2 separate regions of the Homo sapiens genome follow, and region 2 is linked to region 1. The links are chromatin contacts, found by Hi-C or POLR2A ChIA-PET in ENCODE. All regions are on one chromosome and are shown on one strand. Each heading gives the region's core, a stretch centred on a gene start or an enhancer-like site at or near the end of the contact. The rest is flanking DNA. Distances are from core to core; before and after follow the strand shown. Region 1 overlaps MAP3K5 (mitogen-activated protein kinase kinase kinase 5). Region 2 has its middle 24 kb from the start of NHEG1.

What was found. A loop is a pair of places that touch in the nucleus more often than their neighbours do. ChIA-PET counts read pairs that join two places held with the same protein, here RNA polymerase II (POLR2A). Pooled maps may share reads with other maps.
Region 2: a map of naive thymus-derived CD4-positive, alpha-beta T cell shows a loop between it and region 1 (25-fold over the local background). The contact joins two enhancer-like sites. A Hi-C loop is called at or near these places in 1 of 168 maps with a recorded cell type or tissue (naive thymus-derived CD4-positive, alpha-beta T cell) and 10 of 50 pooled maps. POLR2A ChIA-PET finds 5 or more read pairs at or near these places in 1 of 52 experiments (activated B cell).

Annotation. Positions count from the first base shown.
Region 1 is chr6:136,642,174-136,647,998 of GRCh38, reverse strand. It overlaps MAP3K5 (mitogen-activated protein kinase kinase kinase 5), which reads left to right. Exons shown (of 30, transcript NM_005923.4): 12 at 5,430-5,479. MAP3K5-AS1 (MAP3K5 antisense RNA 1) reads right to left here. Exons shown (of 3, transcript NR_125858.1): 3 at 1-227. Among named protein-coding and RNA genes, the nearest start is that of MAP3K5-AS1, 16 kb to the right of the region's middle. Within about 2 kb of position 3,683, at least 16 of the 41 ENCODE cell types and tissues checked have a DNase peak (open chromatin) inside an H3K27ac peak, as active enhancers do.
Region 2 is chr6:136,965,989-136,971,813 of GRCh38, reverse strand. No RefSeq gene overlaps it. Among named protein-coding and RNA genes, the nearest start is that of NHEG1, 24 kb to the left of the region's middle. Within about 2 kb of position 2,238, at least 4 of the 41 ENCODE cell types and tissues checked have a DNase peak (open chromatin) inside an H3K27ac peak, as active enhancers do.

The sequences.
Region 1 (5,825 bases), core at 2,434-4,933:
GCATCATGCTACACCCGAGGAAAGCACTGTTGAGATGATGGTAGAGCAAATCAATCTACCAGCGTTCTTTTGAGTTCTGTGGACTTTGGGACTGTGCTGGTTCCTGAGGAGGACATTATGGGTTCTTGGTCTGTGGCGTTCAGTGAGGAGGAAGATCAGTGAGGCATGGAGTCCTTCGAGAAGGCTTGCTAAAGGAGGTGGAACCTGGACTTTGGCTGTGGGTAGAACTAGAAGAGATAAATGAACACGGGAAGACAAACTAGATTAGAAGAATAAGGCAGAATTCCAACCAAGGCACCAAAGTGAAAGCAAGCATGGGACGTTCAGGGGCCGGCAGAGTCTGACTCATTCTACAAGGGGAAACGTGTTGAGGGAGGTGGGAGATATGATTGGTTGGGCAGGATGACATAAAACTCTAGAGTGCTATGTAAGCTAGGAAGAAGAATTTTAAACATGTGTCGGTAGGAAACAGGATGTCACTGACGTTTCTGAAAATCTGAGAGCTGGCAGGAAGGCAGAACAGAATGTGAATTATGAACCCAGGGTCAGCATCAAAGTGCATAGGTGTGAAGGTTGATGTTAGCTCTTGCATGCTTCGTGGCCTAGGCATGCGCTTCAACTCCTCATGCTTTAGTTGCCATGTATGTAAAATGAGAATAACAGTACCTCATAGAATTGTTGTGAAGATTAAGTGAGAGGATGAATGGAAATCATTTAGCACAGTGCTAAGTGGCTTGGAACAAGTGCTCCATAATGGTTGCTAGTGTAGCTATAAGACTGATCTGGTCTTGACATTTGATTTCTGAAGTCTGAGGCTCTGGAGGGTCACAGAGAAGACTGTTAGAGGAACTAGCTAGATATGAGGCAGGTAGAGATCCTAGAGTGGAATAATACAATTGTGACTGCAAAGGGACAGATGATTTGATTTGGAAAGAAAAGTATACAACTTAATCACAAATTAGGAAGAAGGATTAAAAAGAGGGAGTAAGTGTAAGGTGACTCAAGTTTTGATTGCATTGATAAAGGTGGTAGGATTTTTAGAAGGAAAACCTGAGTTGTAGAGGAATCATGAGGAATTTCATTTTGGACGTGTTTAGTTGAAACTAATGGCAAGACTCCAAGTGGAATCATCCAGTGGCAAAATTGGGAATAATCAATATAACTGTCTATATACATGTTAGTGATATTGCTTTAAAGTGCAGTGCAATATTTATATTGTTTTGCATGTATGCAAGTATACACATACATGTTCTCACAAGCTGAGATACACTAATCATCCAGTGGAAACTACAAAAACTAAGAACAGTTAGGAGACATGAACATTATGGAGACGAGAGCAGGACTGGAGGAGGAGATTTTCAAAGGCTTGATTGAAAAGAGCAAGGTTATCCAAGGACACTTGGAAACAGAGTGAGGCTAGAGGAATTAGCGATTAGCAAGGCCTAGAGAATGAGTAGAGAGCCAGAAGAATTTGGAAGACAGAAAAAGAACAGAAAGTAAGCCAGAGATTTTTGGAAAATGAGTACTATTTCCAGCAATTTGTTATTGTTTTCTCCTTCCTGGAGGTTCTTTGCTCAGTAAAGTGAGCCTCGTTTTCATTCTCTTATGTTTTGTGACAATCATAGAGACAATTTTTATATTATGCTAAGAAATATTAGGATATATATTAGGATATAAACAAGTGCATTAAATAGGGTTACAAATTTAAGTTATGTACTGTCCATTTTCCATTTTCACCATCTTTTGATCAGGAGGAATTTTATTTATGTTGTCCTTATTTCCTATAACTTTTAGTGCTAAAAAATTCTCCTTGTTCAAAAATTGAAGCTTTCTTGTATCAGTTTCCATTCTGAATTTATGTCAATTTCTTTGCAAACCCTGATTCTATCCATAGTGTATTCATTATCACTACCATTTTCTCAATTTTTTAAAATAAAAGTGGTAAAATTGGAAGGAGGACAAGCAATAAAAACAAAAAAACTTTATTATTACCATGTTACTTTAAAACAACTATAAATAACAGAGAAGCAACCAGTTTAATAGGTCTTATGTTAAACTAAAAATGGGTTGTTTTTATCACAGAATGTTTAAAAATTTTTCCTAAAATTAGAATAGAGAATGTAGCTTTTCATTTATCATGTTTATTTCTTTAGTCACTCCTCTCACTATTTTTATTCTAACATATGGAATAAATAGCTCTGTGAGCTAGTATATACTTTATACTGCAACTTTCAAAACTTGAAGCACATTATATACCAATTCCCAAGGACTCTTAGAGAGAGCTACTCTACATTCAGGGGTAAAATTAATTGAAATCCCGATCTTTTAACAGTTCTCTATTTGTTGAATGAATGGTTGCTGCTGAAAAGTAAGTTAGTCCTTGAAGAAAGTCTGCATGTGTACAATGAAAGAAAAACTTAAGATTGAGGAAGAGAGAAGTTATTTGCAGGGCGTTTTAAATGGTTATTTAGAATTTCCCCCCCTTTTGGGGGTTGAAGTTTGGGCACCCTTGGCCTACCTCACGGATTATCAAGCAAAGGCAGGGGCCTAGTGGAGGACTAAGTGCTGACTCTCCTCCCTCACTTCAGCTCCAGCCAGTGGCCACTCACAGAAGGCCCAGGAAATTTATGAGGGAAACATGCTTACCCCTGATTCTAGATTAAGATGATTTGATGCTGTCATCCACCAAGGATGCTTTCTGCTACAAACTCCCTGCCAAAAGCAGCTTAAATAAAGAAATGGTATTTCATATTACAAGAAATTACAGGCCGAGCATGGTGACTCACACCTGTAATCCCAGCAATTTGGGAGGCCAGAGCAGGAGGATTGCTTGAGGCCAGGAGTTCAAGACCAGCCTGAGCAATGTAGCAAGACCCCCGTCTCTACAAAAAAATTTAAAAAAATTAACCAGGTTTGGTGATATGTGCCTGTAGTCCCAGCTGCTTGGGAGGCTGAGGCGGGAGGATTGCTTGAGCCTAGGAGATCCAGGCTGTAGTGAGCTATGATTACCCCACTACACTCCAGCCTGGATGGAAAAAAATAAATTTTGAGGTGGGGTGATTCTGAGGGTAGTTTCAGCATCAGGATTCTGAATTCTGGCTTCTCTGCGTACTCTTGGTGTTAGTCTCATGTTCTTAAGTAGCTAGCTATTCCAAGAAGCACCTCACACAGGCGGCATCCCGGGGAGGAGGGCCAAGCCCTCTCCTTTATACCATAAGTTGTATCACATGACCATGCTTACACCCATCCCCAGCAAGGCAAATGGACTTACCGTGGCCAATTTAGACTAATCAGTTTCACCATTCATAAACATTGCCACCTGAACCTGGGCAAAATTTATTTTTTTGTCAGCAGAGGAGAAGGATGGAATGACAGTTGCTGAGGGAGCTGACAGTGCCTACTACAGTATAACTCCTGCCACCTTCAGTCAATACAGTATTAACTTCCAGCTCCTATTCTAGCCCTAACTGGGGCCTGGGATCTGAGGCTAACCCGTTCCTAGAAAATGGTGCTTGTGCTGATTAAATTAGGTTGAGTGTTGGTTTGAGGCCTGTTGGGGCTAATTATAGCTAGCGCTGCGTTTGGCCTTGCTGTTTTCCCTGATTCCCAGACAGATCCCAGGAGCCTTTAAACTACCTGTTGGCTTTACAGCTCATCAGCGCCTCCTTGTGGTGTGTCCTACAGGTAGGTGGGGAGGGAGGCCTCCTTCCACCTTCCATCTCAGGGCTTGGGCTTTATTTACATCACTGAAATGGAACGTTCCCTGGCAGCACTGGCAACCTTTCAGGAACCAAGCATTCTGGAAATGCTCCCCTCCTTTCCTACAAAACCAGTCCACAATTTTTACTTAGCTGTTCCCAGAAAAGGACTGATAGAAGATGGGTTTTACCAGTGCTGTCTTGTTAGTATTTGCCAGTTGCTGTGTTCAGGGGTGGGTTTGCATACTGCCTCAGCTCTGCACTTGCCTCCCACCTCCTGCTCCTGGACATGGTCTTGGAAAGCAGCTCAGCTGCAGGCTCTGAGGATAAGGCTGCATTGTATGCAAGTAGTGTACAGGTAACAGCTGCAGCTCCTGGGTCATATATATATATATATATTTAGAAGTTCACCTGAGGCCAACAGGATTTAGAAGCAACTTTCCAAATTACCAGCTGAGGCTGCAGTCTGCTATTTTAATTTCACTCCCTCTGTACTCTGGTTAAGACAGCCACCACATACCTTTTTATGGTATCTTCCCTCCTGGACTTCATGCAACAAAATTTGCTCTGCGTTCATTCAGATCACATCCCCATGACCTGACTGACATGCACTGAAACTAGCTTTTTAGTAAATTCACATCTGACTTGAGAGGATCTATTTTTACTTTAAGTTGCATGGACCTAGCAAAGAATTATGGGCTGTAGATATAAATTGTCGCTTTTGAGTTGCTTTAGCCAAAAGGAGGGTTCTAGGCCACCTCAGAGCCACAAGGCTTTGTCACCCATTTTATTAGCCCAGGCAAGACCTCAGCCTCCTGGCAGTGGGTGGGTAAGAACTCCTTTTCATGGTTGTTTTAACTTTACAGAATTGAATGTCAGTGTCAGTTTATTGCCGTACTGTACTTGCTCAACTTAGACACATGGATAAACTACTTTGTTTCTGTAAAAATATTTATGCTATTTTATACTGTTGACATATTTTTAAAGGGATTATGATCCATTTTGTTATTTATTTTAGGGACATATGAATTTGATAATAATTTTATCTTAGCTTTAGTGATAAACTCAAGAAATAAATTCCCACATTTTTCTTTACCTTGGCTCTGCAAATCACCCATGTTTATAGTATGACAATCAAATTTTTGATGTTCATACTTTATTAGCATATGGAATTTTGCATAAATTAGGTAGCAATACCTTGTAGTTATGATGGGCACTGTACACATGTGTGTTCACATACATTCTTGTTCTACTAGTTTCTAAAGAAATAGAACCGCCTATTTAGTTGGAAATCTTAACTAAAGATAATTCAGAAATAGTTATCTTTAAAACCTTGCCGAGATGTTATTCAAATTAATGTTTATCTTTCTCGGAAAAGAAGTATTTCTCAACTGTAATAATAGAATTACCTTGATCATTGACTTTTTTTACTTAAAAATTAACACACAACAGTTATTACTAGATATCAAGTTTTAGAATTTAATGAGACTAATTCTCCTAGGCTCTTTTGGAAGCTGTTTTATTGAAGTACAGGAATTATTAAGTAGAGTAATCATTACCCTTGGGACTTGAGAATGAATTGTGCTTTCCATCCAGATAATTCTTTCATGAAAAATAGTGTACCAGGAAAAATGGCTGTGTATATCACTTTAAAAATAATTAAACAAAATTATTGTTGTTATGTTATTTTCCATTTGGATGACTCAGTATATTTTCTTGTTGTTGTTCTAGAAAGGTATACATGAGTGGAATTTTAGTGCCTCTTCTGTCAGGGGAGTGAGGTAAGTTTCCTTGGTACATTTTGTTAACTTATAAGACATTTTTCTCCACTATTCATGGGCTGGATAGAACTTCTAATCATGATTTTAAAATACAAGGAATGTCAAGAATCATTCAATTGGTGGAAATGCCCAGCCTTCTTCAGTGTCACTATCTCCTTTAGGAAGAGATTTGCAACAAAATGTTCACTGCTGGTTGAACTGATTCTGTGCTCCTGACCTACTTAAAATGTAACTGTGGGGTCAATGTGAACTATGGACCAGAATCAAAATGTAGATTACACTCAGCCATGTGGAGGTCCTCTTTAGCTGAGCTGTTGGTTTATGTAATAGGATGATTTCTGTCCTT
Region 2 (5,825 bases), core at 989-3,488, 330 kb before region 1:
ATTTCTCTGAATGCCAGATGCAGACATCAGTACTACCGTGATGTTTTCCAGTGTGCTTCAAATCTAGCTTTCTCAATGTGATAAAATAAGCAGTGGGCAAAGGGGCCCGAAAGACTGGATTCAAGCTCTGGCTTTATTCTTTTTTTTTTGTTTTTAGATGGAGTCTCGCTCTGTCGCCCAGGCTGGCACAATCTCGGCTCACTGCAACCTCTGCCTCCCAGGTTCAAGTGATTCTTTCACCTCTGCCTCCCAGGTAGCTGAGAATGCAGGCACGCACCACTATGCTCAGCTAATTTTTGTATTTTTAGCAGAGACGGGGTTTCACCACATTGGCCAAGCTGGTCTCGAACTCCTGACCTCAGGTGATCCACCTGCCTTGGCCTCCCAAATTGCTGGAAATACAGGCGTGAGCCACTGCGCCTGGCTTAAGCTCTGGCTTTATTCTAATCTTTTACTTCTCTGGGCCCCAGTTTCTTCATCTATATAATGATGTTATTGCACCAGATTACTAAGAGGTAAGGTTGGAATTCTTTGTTTTATTTTCATTTCAAAAGCAGTGGAGACTTTTTTGAAAATCGAAGTGGGACGGGGGCAGTGGATAACAGGGAGCTGCTCTTGTGGTAGCTGGGAGAAGGGCTAGGAACCTGCCTCTACTTCCCTCACAGCAGCCCTGGAATCTCCTCTTCAGCTGACCCCAGGATGGCTCCTAAGAACACACTTTGCAACCATTAAACTAGGTCCAAGTTTCCTAAGCTTCAGGCATTCACATGCTACCTTGTGATGTTTGCCGGAATCAGCATATATTGTGTGCTATTTATTCATTCATTCAGCCATTCAACAAGGATTTACTGAGGACCTACTCTGGGATGAAGATCCAGCTAAACCAAAGTCCCTCTGTTGGGGGTGTGGCTACATTCTTAGGAAGCCGTATCTCTCGGTGGTTAGGAGTCTAGGCTCTGAATTCAGACAGATCTATGTTCGTCTGGATTCACACAGGTCTGCCCTTTAAAATTTTGTGAATTGGACAAGTTATTATGCAACTCCTCTTTGCTTCAATTCAGTTTTCTGTAAATCAAAATTTAATTCAAAGGGCTATTGTGACGATTAAATGAGGAACTACATTCAAAGCACTTAGTACAAGACTCAGCACACAGCTCTTAGTAACAGCTGTTATCTACTTATTTTTTTAACTAATTTTTTTAGCCTCATTCTGAGCAAATAAATTTAATACACAAGATGTATATTTCTAACACACTTGAAGATATATGTACAACAATTTCATCTGAAAATGTTTTTCTTCAATTAGCTGGGCATGCTGGCATGTGCCTATAGTCCCAGCTACACTGGAGGATGAGGAAGGATGATCACTTGAGCCCAGGAATTCATGGCTGCAGTGAGCTATGATCACCACCACTGCATTCCAGCCTGGATGGGAGAGCAGGGCCCTGTCTCTAAAAAAAAACAAAGAAAAAGAAAAAAGAAAATGTTTGTCATCACACATGAAGTCATTTCAGAATACCTATGGTACAGGTGTGACACTTGGGAAGCATAATTACATCATTCCTTCTACTAGGACCAGTCCATGCTTGGGCTGCATGGACTATAAGACCTCATTTTGCTTTGTGTACTGCTATCACTCCTATTCATCTTAAGAAAACAGTCATTAGATGTGCTTAATTGCCTCAGCATTTCGTATCCAGGGAACGGCCTGCACCCACTTCTTTGTCATCCAGATAATGATCGCAGTTGCACAAGGTGTGATGAAACCAGGCCCAGATCATGCGTGCAACTCAACAAAGACAACAAGCCAATCCATGGACAGATACTAAAATATTTATACCATACAGTGCTTAGGAAGGATTTTTCAGGGATGGAGACAAGAGCAAAGCCCTATGAAGTTAGCGATGTTCAGCACACAAGCTCACCCATCTCCCCATAGTGCTGCTCCCGTCCCAGAGGGCCTACGGAAGCCTGCAATACTCCCTCTCCTGTCTCCCTTTTCCCCAAGATGGAGCCTGGGGACTCTGCAAGGTCAAGGACACCAGGCAATCCCCAGCCAGAGACCTTGCTAGCCTCCTATTTGCTGCCACATAAAAGCAGCCTTTTCTAAGGCCAGACACCAACTCCCTCCTCCACCCCACGCGCTACACACAAACTTTCATCACCATGAATTACCTGGCAGTTATTAAGTGAGTCATATGGCACACAGAGATAGAGTATGTCAGAGGTAAACGCAGACGTTTTCCAGTGACTAGGCTGGGGCCAGCCCTCTGGGCAATTCAGGAACTCTCTGGACACCCAGTTTCTGCTTCAACACTAAACAGAGGCCACCACCTTCGTTACCCTCCTCACCCACCCTATAGCTTACAACCTGATGGGCAACCATATTTGGGTATAATCAAAGGGCTGTATCCTAGTCCTTTGTCTGTCTGTTACCAGCCAACGGCGTGACCCCAGACAAGTGTCACTCTCTCAGCCTTATTTTCTTCTTTTGTAAAATGAGGAGTGTGTTTGATGGGATTCCTAACGTCCCTTCCAAACTAGCATACTAGTTCTAGTTCTTCCGACCTGATTCTAACGACCTCTCTTCTCCATGACAACCCTTCCAACATTTAACTGTAGTGTTCAAGTCATCCCTTCCTCTGCAAACATCCCCTTCCCTTCCACACGTCCCTGTCACTCCTGGTTTCCAGATCCCTCTCTGCTCTGGTCATCCTCCTCTGGACGGGGGCCAGCTCATCAGCTCGGTTCAGATAAGGGGCACAGCAGAGCTTGCCTGGGACTTCTTCCAGAGCACCTGCTCATTGCCAGAACCAAGGCTGACTCAATTAGAACATCTGGTCACCTTCCCGTCCCCTGGCGCCTCCTCATCCTGTGGCAAAACCACTGGCTTCACAGATATAGTTAGATTTAAATTATTAGCCATTAGGAAAAGACAGAAAGGTACCCGCTGGCTAGGCATGGTGGCCCAAGCCTGTAATCCCAGCACTTTGGGAGGCTGAGGCAGGAGGATCACTTGAGCCGAGGAATTTGAGACCAGCTCGGGCAACATCATGAGAACCCCATCTCTACAAAAAAAAAAATAGAAAATTAGCCGATGTGGTGGTGCACACCTGTAGCCCCAGCTACTCAGGAGGCTGAGGTGGGAGGATCACTCGAACCTGGGAGGTTGAGGATGCAGTCAGCCAAGATGGCGCCACCGCACTCCAGCCTGGGCGACAGAGTGAGCAAGTTTTTGTTTTGGCGACCCTGCCTCAACACAAAAACAAAAGCAAAAAGTTACCCGGTAATGCATAACCTCATATTTTCCAAGGCATTCATTTAAGGAAAAAGAAAAACATGAAGAAAACTCTTTGTAATAAGTGCTGTGAGGCGCCTCAGCTCCTCAAACAGCAAGTCCCAGCGGGGAGAAAGCCATGGCTTCTGCAGTTACAGAAAAAGCACCCACTAGGCTAGGTGAGCACAGCCAAGAAGATATTGCTGCCACCGTGTGGCGACAGTTGTTATATTACCTCTGTCCAGCCCCGGAAGGACTTAGGGATGAACGGCTGAAGAAAATACGTATTGGCTGGTTTCCATAATTAGGAATCCTGAGACCGAAAATTAATGAAGACAGCACACTTGACCAAAATGTCACCAGATTGGTTCTCCTGTCTGCATTCTTCTCATCTCTCAGACCACTCACCTTCCTCCCAGCCCTCTTTAACATCGGGAACTAAATGTGCTTTGGACTAGACCTTGCGGCATGACAGTCATCCCTATGGTAGCAAGTGTGGCAGCATCTGACTGCCAATCTCCGACTCCCACCAGAGTGGGGAGTGATTTCTGAACCACAGAACCCATCTTTCTATCTCTCTCTCTCTCTCTCTTTCAGTTCTTAACCTTCTGTTACGTTCCTGGGACAGATCACATGTGTGAACCTTCTTGTCTCTTTGCCCCTACATGAAGGGGGTGTAAGCAGTGGCTAACTGAAGGGGGTGTAAGCAGTGGCTAACACCCTTTCTTGGTCATTTTGCACATCCCTTCAAGCTAGTTAGCTTAACCCCCTGGTCCCGTGCCCCAACTAACACCAATGTAGAGAAAATGTCTTTGTCCATAATCTAAGTGGAAGATGGAAATCTGACTTCCATCTCTGCAGGAAGATGAACTGCCCCCTGCCCCCTTTTTAATAGTATTATGGCCACAGATTGCTGTCCTGTGTGATCTCCACCAAGAACTCTACCTGGAGATCTCCAGGCTGGATGGTGGCTCCAAGGAGGCACAGTCATGGCATAGTGGCTCTAGGGGTGCACACCACAGCTTCCTATGGTAGGTCCCTCCAGATTCGGACCCTATGTGCCTGTGCCTGTGTCTATGCCGGTCAGCAGCATCATCTTCTTCCCTCACAGATGTGTCCCTTTTCCTTCTGCATGCCCCACTGCAGGGAAGTAGAAGGTTGGAGGACCAATGTACAGGAGCAGGGGTGACTATGTGTATCTGATCTAGTGTAATCCCTGGGTGTGGTTCTAGGAAGTTTGTCAACCTTAAACTAATTTACTTCCCTATCACTAATTCACGAGTTCTATTGACTGAACAAAAAGTGCAAAAAAAGAAGGTAGTGAATTCATCAATCATAGAAAAGGGCTATATTAAGCTTACTGTACAGCTCAAACTGATATTTACCTAAGCACCTTCCCCAGACAGCTATAAAAATAACTGTTGCCATCACAAAGAGAAAGAAAACGACCTAACTGTTCTGGTTAAAAGGTGATGAGGGGCCAGGTGTGGTGGCTCGCGACTGTAATTCCAGCACTTTGAGAAGCGGAGATAGGCAGATCACCTGAGGTCAGGAGTTCAAGACCAGCCTAGCCAACAAGGTGAAACCCCCATCTCTACTAAAAATACAAAAATTAATTGGGCGTGTGGCACATGCCTGTTGTCCCAGCTACTTGGGAGACGGAGGCAGAAGAATTGCTTGAACCTGGGAGGCAGAGCTTGCAGTGAGCTGAGATTGCGCCACTGCACTCCAGCCTGGGCAACAGAGTGAGACTCTGTCTCAAAAAAAAAAAAAAAGAAAAGGAAAGAAAAGAAGAAACAAGGTGATGAGGAGAAATCATCTAGAGAAGGGAAAGAGATGGAAACATAAACAAAATGAAACATACTAAATATTCACTACATGATCTGGAGCAGAGGATAGAATCACCTGCACATCACAAACCTGTACTTTCTGAGGAGAAGGATTTACAAACTAACCCATTCCCAAGTGAGGCTGCTTAGCCACATGCAAGATGTAGCGTCATGGGAATTCATCCGGGCAGTCGCCTCCCAGGTCTTGTGAGCGCCACCATCCTGTTCTGGTCCCTCGTGTGCAGTGAGGCACAGATAGATATATGAAATTTCTAGAATAAGATCTGGAAAGAGCCACATCAAATGGTGACAGTGGTTACCTTGGGGAATGGAGGTGGGGAAAATAAGAATAGAGAGAGATAATTAATGGGAACATTAACCTATTACATCTTTTTTTGTTTGCAAACAGAATGTATTCATTTATCACTTGTGTGATTTTTTTAAACACATTAAAGATATTACAAAATCCAGTAGAAGGAGTATGGACGTAAGTTGTACTACTTGGCCTACCTGGGCCCCAGCTCTGTCTATATCTTACTGGTGGGTCTAGCTTTGGGCAAGACACTAAAATTCTTGAGCCTCCATTTCCTCATCTGTAAAATGAAGGCATTAATATGTAACTCACAGGGTTGCTGTATTGATTGAGATTATAATAGCAACTGAAATACAGTTGGTCCTTAATAAATGCTTAAGAAAAGAGAGATCGTGGTTGGACACGG